Regions from separate parts of the Homo sapiens genome. Here regions 2 and 3 are each linked to region 1. A link is a contact called in ENCODE Hi-C or POLR2A ChIA-PET data. All regions are on one chromosome and are shown on one strand. The core of a region is the stretch at or near the end of the contact, and the rest is flanking DNA. Distances in the headings are between cores, read along the strand shown. Region 1 holds the start of TCF20 (transcription factor 20). Region 2 overlaps SREBF2 (sterol regulatory element binding transcription factor 2). Region 3 holds the start of SERHL2 (serine hydrolase like 2).

Region 1 (3,642 bases), core at 615-3,114:
CAGATTGTCAGCATCCCCCGGGCCCTGCATCTGAGACGCAAGTGAGGTTATGAAGAAGGGAAAGAATGGAAGAATGATGGGGCAGGGGACTCTAAGGAAAAAGGATTCATCTTTCTTCATGAATTCTCTCAAGAAATTAAGGGTGCCCCCAACACCAGTCTTCAGGAGGCCCTGCATTCTCCTATTTTTGTCCAGAAAACATTGATTTGTGCTGAGTGCCTCTTCCAGCTTTCCCTTTACAGCCCTGATCCCAGGAGAAGCCAGGTACTGGTCTTTTAAAAGTCTTGAGGCCTGAGAATTTGAAAATGAAACTCAGAAGAACAATGGGAATAATCAGAGGGCAGGGCCCCGTGGCTTGTTCAGCTCTGCCCCGGAAGAGCCTGGCATGCAGGAGGTGTTGGGGAATCAAGTCCCCAGGAATAGTCCTGACCTGCTTTGGAGCCAGCCCCCACTTTGTGAGATTGGACAGAAGCCAGGAGAAATCACTGCCTTCCCCAAGTACATGCTCCTGCCAAGGGGCCCAGGACCACCTGGGGCTCTGCCTGGGACCCTGAGACCCTCCTTGGGTAGCCTGAGAAAAGGCAATGGCTAGGTGGGGTGAAAGGTCAAAAAGTAAAAGCAGGCCCCGGGAAGCTGTGTACCTCAAATATATGGAAATCTGGGTTCCAGACCACACCTGGTTCCTGACAATCCCCACCTGCTGCCGGAAGCACTTTTCCAATCCCAACTTTTAAGTTGGGTTGCTTCAGGAGAGGAAGCCACATACTCCCCTAACATCTAGGACAGATGGGAGCCTAATTTAGAATCGGCAATTTTAGCCAACATTAGGGACATCTAATCCAAACTCTCCTCACCCACAGGAAACTGAGGCCCAAAGTGGGAGGAGAATTTGGCCAGGTCAAAGGTCAGGGGCAGGATCACAAATTCTCAACGCATCCTACTCTTGCTGGCCTTGTCACTTTTGATGGCCGTGGGGGCACCAACATCTACATATTAGTTGCTCTACAATTGCGATTTTCTTTATAAAGAAGTCAAGCCCTTCCTTTGCTTTAGAAACATCAGGTTTGCAAAGGAAGGCTGGGAACAAGCTGAGGCCTTGGCACCGCAAATCCTCCGCCTTATCGGCAAATTAATTCGGGACCCTGGGCGCAGTCAGCCTGGCATTGCAGCTTCTTAATGCCGCAGCAGAAGGCAGCTGGAGCGTCCGTTTTACAGGTGAGGTAGGTGGGCCTCCCTCCTCGCGTTTTCCGCGGTGGAAACTGAGGCTCTGAGAGGACCCAAGTCGTTCCTCCACGGACACCTGGAACCCATGGGCGGGGGCTGCCAGGGACCCAGGCGGGACCAGCTAGGTCTTGGGCTGCCCCCGGCCCAGAGGGCTCTTGGCGGGCAGGAGCCGCCCCCACGCCCGACCCCACTAAACAGGTCACCGAGAGGAGACCGGGTCCTCGCCCGCGGACCTCCCGGGCCGCAAGAGGCGCGATTCTGGAGTTGGAGGCTCCAGGGAACTCCAGAAATCCCAGAGAGATTCCGGGCCACCAACTCCCCCAGAAAGTTGGCTCGCGTCCACCCCCAAGACGGCCCTGAGGCGCAGGCCAAGATGGCACTGGGCGGGTGGCGCGCGGCGCCCAGCGGCCGCAGAGGAGAACCCCGTGCGACCCTGCCGCGAGGTGGGGGTCTTCGCGATCCCTACCCGGCGCGCGCCAGCCTCGACGCCGCCGCACGCGGGTGGGCACGCGCGCGCCCGGCCCCGCCCCCAGCGCCCCGCCCCCGCCGCGCGCCCCGCCCCGCCGCGCGCCCTCCCGCCCGCCCGCGCGCCGCGGCCCGGAGCCTCCCCATTGGCCGCGCGCCGTCACCTGACGCTCTGTTATTTCCTGTGTGTTGGGAGAATGGAGAGAAAAAACCCCGAGCCCAGCCGCTTTCGGCCCCTGCGAGGCGGCCGCGGCCTCCGCCAGGGGAGCCCGCCCTGAGGCGCGCCTGACCGGGGAGCGAGCGCGCGGGCCGGAGCGAGCCTCGAGGGGCCGCGGCCCCGGCCCGCCCCGCCGCCGGCCCGGGCGCCCGAGCTGGAGGCGGCGGAGCCACCCCCACCCCCACCCCGCGCAGCGCCGCCCGCCGTCGCCACCGCTCCCTCCCCGCCCGCCCCCGGCGGAGGCCGAGGGACTGGGCGGGGGGCTCCTGCAGGTAACCGCCTCCCGGGCCTGAGGGGCAGGGAGAGGGTTGGGCCTGAAGGACTGGGGCCGGGCCGGGGTGTCCGGCCTCGGGGGCTGGGAGCAGAGGTCCCGGCCGGACCCAACCTGGGAGTGCGGAGCCTCCTGGACTCCGAGTCAGGGCTTGGGGTGCTGAGGGGAGTGTTGCTGCCCGGCCCGACCCAAGAGTGCGGGCAGGGGCCCGGGCCAGGCCTGGCATCAGAGGGCTAAGGTGTCTTGGGCCGGCCCGGGGTTCCGGCGGGGCTTGGGTGCCGGTGCTGGCCCGAGGGTGCGGAGGGAAGGTCTACCTGCTGGTCGCGCGAGGCCTTGGGTGCAAAGGCGGCGGGTGTGAGCGGGCGGCGTCCGGGAGTCAGCGCCGCCTGCTTCGGGGCCCCTGGCAGCCCCGGGGGCACCGGCCGCGCTCGCCTCTTGGCTACGGGCTGGAGGCGAGGCCAGCGGGGCTGGGCCGGGATGTGGGCGGGAGGGCGCCGCGCTGGGGCGCCCAGGAGAGCAGGGGCCCGTTTACTGCCATGTGAACACCTGAAGCCATGTGGACGCGGCTGCTTCTCGCCTGTTGGGGGCGGAGGGCAGGTACCGGCGGGTTGGGCGCAAGGTCCCGGCGCAGGACACACTTCCTGTGTGGGGCGGCCTCTCCTCCCGCGCCGCGGGGAACAGGGCGGGGTGTGCAAGCCGGGGTCTCTGGGCGAGGGAGCGCTCGTTTGGGGACCTGAGGCTTTCGTCCCTTTTTCGGGGGAAAGTGGTGGTTTGAAGGAGCGTGGCCAATCGGGCCGATCCCTCTCAGGCTACGGCGGGAGGTGCACTGTCCTCTGGACGCCGGAATGGGAGTGGAATTTAGTGAGTTGGGGGGCGGTGCCGAGGAGCGGCCGTCTTCCTCTGCTTGTGGGTGGGATTATTGTCTGTTTTTGTGGTTGCGGATACCAATACGGTCTGCTGGTCTGTATTCAATCCTTTAGTTTGACCTTAGGGGTCAGGTCAAAATTAGGATTTCCCCCTTTTCCTTTTTGCTTTTTTTTCCTCGAAGATTAGATGTCTCTGGTAACTGCTGTAAAATGGATGGAATTTTCGAGCTATTATCTAACAGGCTGATCTTTGAATGATAATTGGACCCTTATGTTAACAGCCTCAGTGAAGAGTGAAGAGTTTTATACAGCATCTTCCGTGGGGTGGCAGTTAGGTGGATGGGGAAGCTACACTGAATTCCGACCTGGGAGACCAGGAATCTGCTTACAGCTTTGACGCCAAATAAACTGCAGCCCAGGGCAAGTTACTTTCCCTGGTAATTTTCTCATCTGTTAAGTGAGGACTCCCGGGTCAGACGGTACAGGGGTTTGTGGTTTTGCTTTTTTATCTCTCATTTTGTGCTCTGTTTTAGCCATAGGCAACTTTTCTGAGAAATGCAGACTGTACCTTAGCTGGCTTTTAAAAGCCTGTCTTTAAG
Region 2 (3,642 bases), core at 360-2,859, 410 kb after region 1:
AAATGTAAATAAATAAAGCTGCTGGGGCTTTCTAGTGTAGTCTCCATATGGGATAACTGGAGCTTTGCATTTCAATCTGGGCACCTTAAGTATTCAGTCAGTTAAACCTGCTGGGAAAAACAGCATCTCACCAGACTACATTCCTACATAGTGGTATTATTTACCAACATCTTGACACTAAGCTCTGTCCTCACTCAGCCTTGTGCGAGGGAGAAATGGGCAGATTGCTACAGATATTGCAGCTTGTACTAACCAATTCCAATTCCGTGACATGATTAAACTGAGAAATGTCCTCAAATTCAGTACATTTAAACAAAACATAATTTAGTGCTGACACACTCCAAGTACAAGATTATAAAATGCTTTAAGAAAATGACTAAGAGAAATCTAAGAATTTGTTGAACCTTTTAGAATTCCCCCAAAATCCCAACTCTGTAAGAAATCAATACAGAGGGCTGTAACACAGAGCCAGAAGAATATCACACACTGGCCGACAGTTTCCATCCATGGAAAGCTAAGGAGGGCAGAAGGCCAGGGTGGCCTCATAGATGCGCACAGGCTTTGGTGGTAGTCAGGCCTAGGTGTGAGTCTCTGGAGGCCCACCTAATCAGTGGTGTGAGCGTGGGCAAGATACTTCTCTTTAAGCCTTGGTTTCCTCACTACAAAAGGCTGCTTTGAAAATACACACTTGGCCTCTTTGCCCTGAGGATTAATAAGATAATTTATCCGAAGTGCTTGGTGAAGGGTAGACCCTTATGCAGGTCAATGTTGGCGGTACTTCCAGAGCACCCACTACACAGGCATGTGGGTGCACTGATCTCATTTTGTCAAGTACTCTTGAAACCCTTTTGTGGGAAAGATATGGGCTGGTGTGGTGAAGTAACCTACACAGGTCAGAAAGCTTAGTTCACGAAGCGTAAGAGTGTGTAGGCAGATGGAATGAGACTACTTAAATTAAAATAAAAAAGTCCCTTTCAACCCACACACAAAAAGCTCCAGTGGAGCCATCTCCAGTCAGCCGGGCAGCCGGGTACTGGGCTGAGTGGCACAGAGGGGCTGTTAAGATGAACATCTGCAGAAAGGAGTGATGGGAAGCTCCAGAAGGGCACGCAGAGCCTCTCCAGGACCCCATCTGGTCTGCGGTGCCAGGAAAGAGGAGGCCTGGAGAACCAGGGTGTAGTTGTGCTTTGTAACTGTGAGCTACACCCATGGGAATGTCCTAATGGCTCCTCACTGTTCCCTGCTCTGATCATTCACATTCTGTGATTACACAGGCTGTCATTTCCACAGAGAGCCATGAAACTCAGAAAAGGGAGGCCCGGGAGAAGGCGAGTTTTATGGAGCTTTGAAAATGAAGCTCCAGTTCCTACGGCAGGCCACAAAGCTCAGGGCCAGAGACAGGCCTCCCACGAGCTAGGCTGGCACGCTCAAGCTCATCTCACTCCCCTGCTCCTGTTTTTAGCTGCTTTGTAAACTTATAGCTAAGTTGCTTAACAAAGTAGGTGAGGCCCCAGGAAACTGTATCTGGGTTCTGGTCTCTAAAAGCAAATAACCAAAATTAGAGGTTCCTGTTATCATCCGTGCATTGCAAGCAGCCCCATGACTCACAAAGAGACCCTGAGTTCACATGAACTTTATGGAGCTTGTGGCTTGGAGGTAACATAAATATCACTTTGCTCAGCTCAGCCTTCAGCATCTACCTGAGAATGAGGTAACCTGAAATCTGGTTAAATTAATTCTGGTCAAGAATAAAGAATGTGAAGCCTCCAAATAGGGTTACAGTTTCTCCAAATTACAGATTCAGTCAATAATCCTTTAACAGGTATTTGTTACCCAGCCCTATTAGGGGCTGGGAAACCTAGTTTACAAAGGTCATTTATTCTTATATTTTGTATTTATTATGCACCTTGTGTTAGACAATGTTTTTAATAATTTTTTTTTTTTTTGAGACAAAGTCTCGCTCTGTTGCCCAGGCGTGCAGTGGTGCAATCTCGGCTCACTGCAACCTCCACCTCCTGGGTTCAAGTGATTCTTCTGCCTCAGCCTCCCAAGTAGCTGGGGCTACAGGCACACACCACCACGCCCTGCTAATTTTTGTATTTTTAGTAGAGACAGGGTTTCACCATGTTGGCCAGGCTGGTCTCGAACTCCTGACCTCAGATGATCCGCCTACCTCGGCCTCTCAAAGTGCTAGGATTACAGGTGTGAGCCACTGCGCCTGGCCCTGTTTTTAATAATTTGTTAAAATCATAAAAGTAATATATTCACTAAAGAAAAATTTAGAAAGCATATAAATGAAAAGAACAAAAATAAAAATCATCCAGCAGTTCCACTATTCTTGAGTCATCCATTGTCAATTTTTTTTTTTTTAAATGGAGTCTTACTCAGTTGCCCAGGCTAGAGTGCAGTGGCATGATCTTGGCTCACCACAACCTCCACATCCCAGGTTCAAGCAATTCTCCTGCCTCAGCCTCCCGGTGTAATCCCACTGAGTAGGTGGGATTACAGGTGCGTGCCACCATGCCCAGCTAATTTTTGTATTTTTAGTAGAGAGGGGGTTTCACCACAATGGACAGGCTCGTCTCGAACTGCTGACCTTGTGATCCACCTGCCTCGGCCTCCCAAAGTGCTGGGATTACAGGCGTGAGCCACAGCGCCCGGCCCATTGTCAATGTTTTAATGTGTGCCCTTCCAGATTTCTTCCTCTACAAGGCTTGCTTGCACACTTAAGCATGCACATGCATGCAAATTGTTTTACAAAAATGAGATCACACTGAACATGCTACTTTGCACCCTGTTCCCTTTGGTTAATAAATATGAAGAACATTCAGTGTCAACCATTACAGACGTAACATCATCCTTTTCAGAGTCCCACGGTATCATTCTGTGTGCCATTGTACTGTACCAGTGTATTAAAATTTGTTTAACTTAATGATGAAAAATTGCTTTAAATTTTTCAGCCTTATCTTTTTTTTTTATTTTTTTGAGACAGGGTCTTGCTCTCTTGCCCAGGCTGGAAGGCAGTGGTGGGGCTCAATGCAGCCTCTACCTCCTGTGCTTAAGCAATCCTCCCACCTCAGACTCCTGAGTAGCTGGGACTACAAGCATGCATCACCAAACCTGGCTAACTTTAAAGAAATCTTTTTTTTGTGGAGACAGAGTCTCCCTATGTTGTCTAAGCTGGTCTCAAACTCCTGGGCTCAAGCGATCCTCTTGACTTGGCCTCCCAAAGTGCTGGGATTACAGGCGTGTGCCACCACACCCAGCAAGTTATTCGGCATTATTAACAACTCTTTTGTTCCCCCACTTCTCTATTTTCTTAGGATAAATTCCTAGAAGTTAGATGGCTGGGTCAAAGGACCACTATACATGCTTTGGAAAGGTTTCAAAAATCTATGCTCCTGCTAGTGTTTCCTCACAGCCATTTCTGTCAATCTGATAGTGGAAAAAACCAACATGGAATTGTTTTGTCTTGCATGACTGAGTACTAACTGAGGCTGAAAGTCTTTTTTTTTTCTAAAGTCCCAATTTTATTGAGCATTTGCATTTCTTCCTTTGTAAACCGCCTGCTCTTGACCTTCGTCCATTTTTGCTATCAGGCTATTTTGTCTTTTTTTTTTTTTCACTGATTTAAAAAACTTC
Region 3 (3,642 bases), core at 1,143-3,642, 280 kb before region 1:
CACCCCTAAGTCTGCACCCAGCACTGAGCTCCAGACCTTGGTGATGGCTGGACTCCAGGGTGCGGTGGGACCGGGTATGGGGGCGTGGAAACATGAACTCTACCAGGAGTCTCCACCGTTTACACCAACTTCCTGGTATAAGGACTGTCACTGTGACAGGAGGAGGCACTTTCTGTCCCAGGTACCTTCTCCTTCCTCCTTTGTGCTCCCCTCCCCACTCCACCCAAGGGAGCCCCAGTTGGCCAGACAAAGCCATCTACTCACCATTCCGCCCACGACGCCACCTGGGGGACAAAAGAGCTGTGGGTGACATTCCCTCACTCCCTCCCCAGCTGCATACCCTAAAGCTTCTTCCCACCAGTTGGGGGGGGGGGGCACCATATGGGTGGCTGGGGGCTCAGCATCTGGGCCATGATGTCCCCTTCATCAGACCTGACCACTCAAAAGACCACATTTCCCTCATCCCTGTGTCCCTTGCGGCAGTTGCCTGAGGTCAGAGGGTACAGTGGTCAACCTCTGACTGACCCTCTCATCTCTCTTTGCAGATCTCATAAGTGCAGGGGAAAGGGGTGGGGCAGCAGCTCCTATCCTTCCCTCCCAGCCCTACTCCGGGCCCGGTCAGCTCCTGGCCACTGTACTCACCGAAGCTGTGGCCCAGAATGGAGAATCGATTCCATTTCAAGGCTGGAAATGCAAGGAGCCAGAAGGTCCGGCTGGGCACAGGCTCAGCCCACGATCTTGCTTCTAGTCCCCAGGCTCAGGAAATCCCTTCCCAGCATCTGGGGTGTCCACCCAGGACACTAGCTTGGGGGACCCACTGGAGGAAGCGAACTCTTCAACTTTCCCAAGATCTCCCGTGAATTGCTGGCAGACCTGGGGCCAGAGCCCAGGCCCCACTCTCAGGCCAGCGCTGCTTCCTGGATCCTACCCCGCCTCCAGTGATAAGAGGGGGTGCCCTAGAGCACCCCCCACACCGCCGAAAATACACACTCTGTTTCTTACCTGCCACAACTCTTCGGATCTCACTCACAAAAGTCTGGAGGTAATATGGGACACCTGGGCTGTAATGGGACGAGAGCCCATGACCTCCGAAATCCATGGCAACGTAATAAAAGTCTGAAACAGAGAGAAGCGGGTTGGAGGGTAGGAAGAGGTGTCTATGCCAGCTGTCTCCCCGCCCTCCTCATTCCCCTGCAGACCTCCCCCCTCACCTTCCTGCCCACTTTCCCCCTGGCCTTCCCTTCAGCCCCAGCCTCACACCTTGCGGGAGAAGAGGGATGAGTCTGTCGAAGGAGCTGGCATTGTCCAGCCAGCCGTGCAGGCAGAGAACTGGAGGGCCCTGCAGGGAGCCCCAGGCTTTGGCTGCGATGTGGCCCCAGGGCACAGCCAGCTTCAGCTCTGAGATCAGACCTGAAAGACACAGCCGGGTCTTTCATTCCTTCATTCATTCACCCATGAAGCTGGTGCTCCCTGAGCCCCTTATCTCTGCCTGATGTGCTTGAGCCAGGGGCTCATGTCCAGAGGGACTCAGACCCTTAGCTGCCCCAGAAGGTTATGGGGAGAGAGTCAGACATGGGAGTGGAGACTCCCAGAGGAGGGACAGAGAAGTTAAGCCGGAAAAAGCTGTGACAGGCCTCAGAGCATGCACCCCATTTAAACTGGGGCAGAACCTTCTAGAATGTGCTGGGGCGGGGGCGCTGGTCAGGCCTGGACCCCATCACTTGCTGGCTGGGTAACCTTGGAGAAGTTACTAAAACGTCTTGAGCCTGTTTCCTTTCCTGTAAAACCGGAGTAAAGAAACAGCCCGTTTCCTAAGCCTTTCCCAAAGGCCAGAGGGGTGCCAAACCCTCATACACGCAGCAGGTGGGACCACTGTCACTCTCCCTCCACAGAGCAGGAAACTGAGGCACTGGGAGCTGCAGTACATGCCCAAGGTCACACTGGGCGACAAGGGCGGAGTGGAAATTTAGGGCAGGCGGTGGGACTCCAGGAACCCCCACCGCCCCCACATCTGGCAGCCTCCTCCGTCTCTGCAAGGCTGGAGACTTGCGCACCCCCGACACCCACGCGCACGCTCGGCTAACTCAGGGGCTCCTGGAACCCTGGGAGGCCACGTGCGGCCGTGTCCCGGGTCCCCCAACTCCTGGCCGGTCGCGCTCTCATGCCCCGGGACTGCCGAGGAAGGAGCTGCGACACCCAGGAGGGCGACGCGGTCGGCGAACCCTCCACTCCATCCCGCCCTCTTCTACTGTCCCAACCAGGTGGGTGGGCAGTGGGACGCTCGCACAAGGCCTCCCCGTCAGACCTGGTGCGGCGTTCTCACTCATCGCTCTCGTCCCGCGAATGCGCTGCTGTCACTCCCTCACGCCTGGCTAGGTCGCAGGAGCAGAGTGACGCCCGCAATTCCGGGCCCTATCTCCAAGCTGTCCTGCCCCGCCCTACCCCAGGCAGGCCCCGCAACTCCAGCAGTCCCCGCCCCCACTCAGAAGGCCCCGCCTTCCCACCGCCCTGCCCGAGCCCCGGCGGGCCCTGCTCCCACAGCCGCGGGCTCCACCCCAGGAAGGTCCACCCCCACCGCCAGGCCGCGCCCCCACCCGCCAGGCCCGGCCTTCCCGCCACACTGTCCGCGCCCACCGGCTTGGAACCCAGCAGGGCGCCAACCCCCGGGCAGTCCTGATGGCCGCCCCCACGTCCGCGCGGGACCAGACCCGGGGAGCAACCACAGCGAGTTGGGCCTCTGAATGCTCGCTGGCCCGCGCCGCAGGGCTGAAGGCTACCCTTTGTTTAGTGGCTTACTAGCCCCCTTGACGGACAGCCTGCGTCCACCGTGTCCCCACCGTGTCCTGGGATTCTCAGCAGAGCCTGGCACAAGCCAGTCTTAATAATTGTTGTACAGGCCGGGCGCGGTGGCTCACGCCTGTAATCCCAGCATTTTGGGAGGCCAAGGTGGGCGGATCACAAGGTCAGGAGATCGAGACCATCCTGGTTAACATGGTGAAACCCCGTCTCTACTAAAAATACGAAAAATTAGCCGGGCGAGGTGGTGGGCGCCTGTAGTCCCAGCTACTCTGGAGGCTGAGGCCGGAGAATGGCGTGAACCCGGGGGAGCGGAGCCAGCAGTGAGCCGAGATCGCACCACTGCACTCCAGCCTGGGCGACAGCGAGAGTCCGTCTCAAAAAAAAAAAAATTGTACAGGTGAACAAATGAATGTATAAATTGGGGACGTGGAGGAACCCTCCAGGTGAGGGATTATAAACAATATCTGCCTGGAAAGGATCGAAAACCCCAAGTTATGAAGAGGATGTTTGGGGTGAGCAGATTCATGCACTAAATCCTACAATGAAAGAGGGAAAGTGCACCCTTTGAGTCTGAAACAGTGGCAAGTCTAGGACAAATAAGAACAAGTACTGGTAGTGAATTCTCTTTTTTTTTTTTTTTTTTTTTTTTGAAACAGAGTCTCGCTTTGTAGCCCAGGCTGGAGTGCCGTAGCGCGATCTCGGCTCACTTAAACCTCCGCCTCCCGGATTCACGCCATTCTCCTGCCTCAGCCTCCCGAGTAGCTGGGACTACGGGCACCCACCACCACACCCGGCTAATTTTTCTTGTATTTTTTTTAGTAGAGACGGAGTTTCACCGTGTTA

What was found. A loop is a pair of places that touch in the nucleus more often than their neighbours do. ChIA-PET counts read pairs that join two places held with the same protein, here RNA polymerase II (POLR2A). Pooled maps may share reads with other maps.
Region 2: a pooled map shows a loop between it and region 1 (2.1-fold over the local background). The contact joins the enhancer-like site here to the promoter of TCF20 in region 1. A Hi-C loop is called at or near these places in 1 of 50 pooled maps. POLR2A ChIA-PET finds 5 or more read pairs at or near these places in 2 of 52 experiments (GM12878 and activated B cell).
Region 3: a loop to region 1 is called in a map of ascending aorta, with 4 times the contacts of the local background. The contact joins the promoter of SERHL2 here to the promoter of TCF20 in region 1. A Hi-C loop is called at or near these places in 2 of 168 maps with a recorded cell type or tissue (ascending aorta and chondrocyte) and 4 of 50 pooled maps. POLR2A ChIA-PET finds 5 or more read pairs at or near these places in 1 of 52 experiments (GM12878).

The regions. Positions count from the first base shown.
Region 1 is chr22:42,268,875-42,272,516 of GRCh38, reverse strand. It overlaps TCF20 (transcription factor 20), which reads left to right and starts at 1,864. Exons shown (of 6, transcript NM_001378418.1): 1 at 1,864-2,178. It also overlaps the pseudogene OGFRP1. RefSeq lists silencers at 1,771-1,930, 2,071-2,220, 2,281-2,340, 2,481-2,720 and an enhancer at 3,051-3,110.
Region 2 is chr22:41,860,223-41,863,864 of GRCh38, reverse strand. All of the region lies in intron 1 of SREBF2 (sterol regulatory element binding transcription factor 2), which reads right to left. Among named protein-coding and RNA genes, the nearest start is that of SREBF2-AS1, 27 kb to the right of the region's middle. RefSeq lists an enhancer at 714-1,214. Within about 2 kb of position 1,609, at least 11 of the 41 ENCODE cell types and tissues checked have a DNase peak (open chromatin) inside an H3K27ac peak, as active enhancers do; they include GM12878, where a contact is called at or near this core.
Region 3 is chr22:42,552,706-42,556,347 of GRCh38, reverse strand. It overlaps SERHL2 (serine hydrolase like 2), which reads right to left and starts at 2,392. Exons shown (of 12, transcript NM_014509.5): 1 at 2,306-2,392; 2 at 1,261-1,410; 3 at 1,003-1,116; 4 at 643-684; 5 at 265-284. The coding sequence starts at 2,327. RefSeq lists a silencer at 2,450-2,849.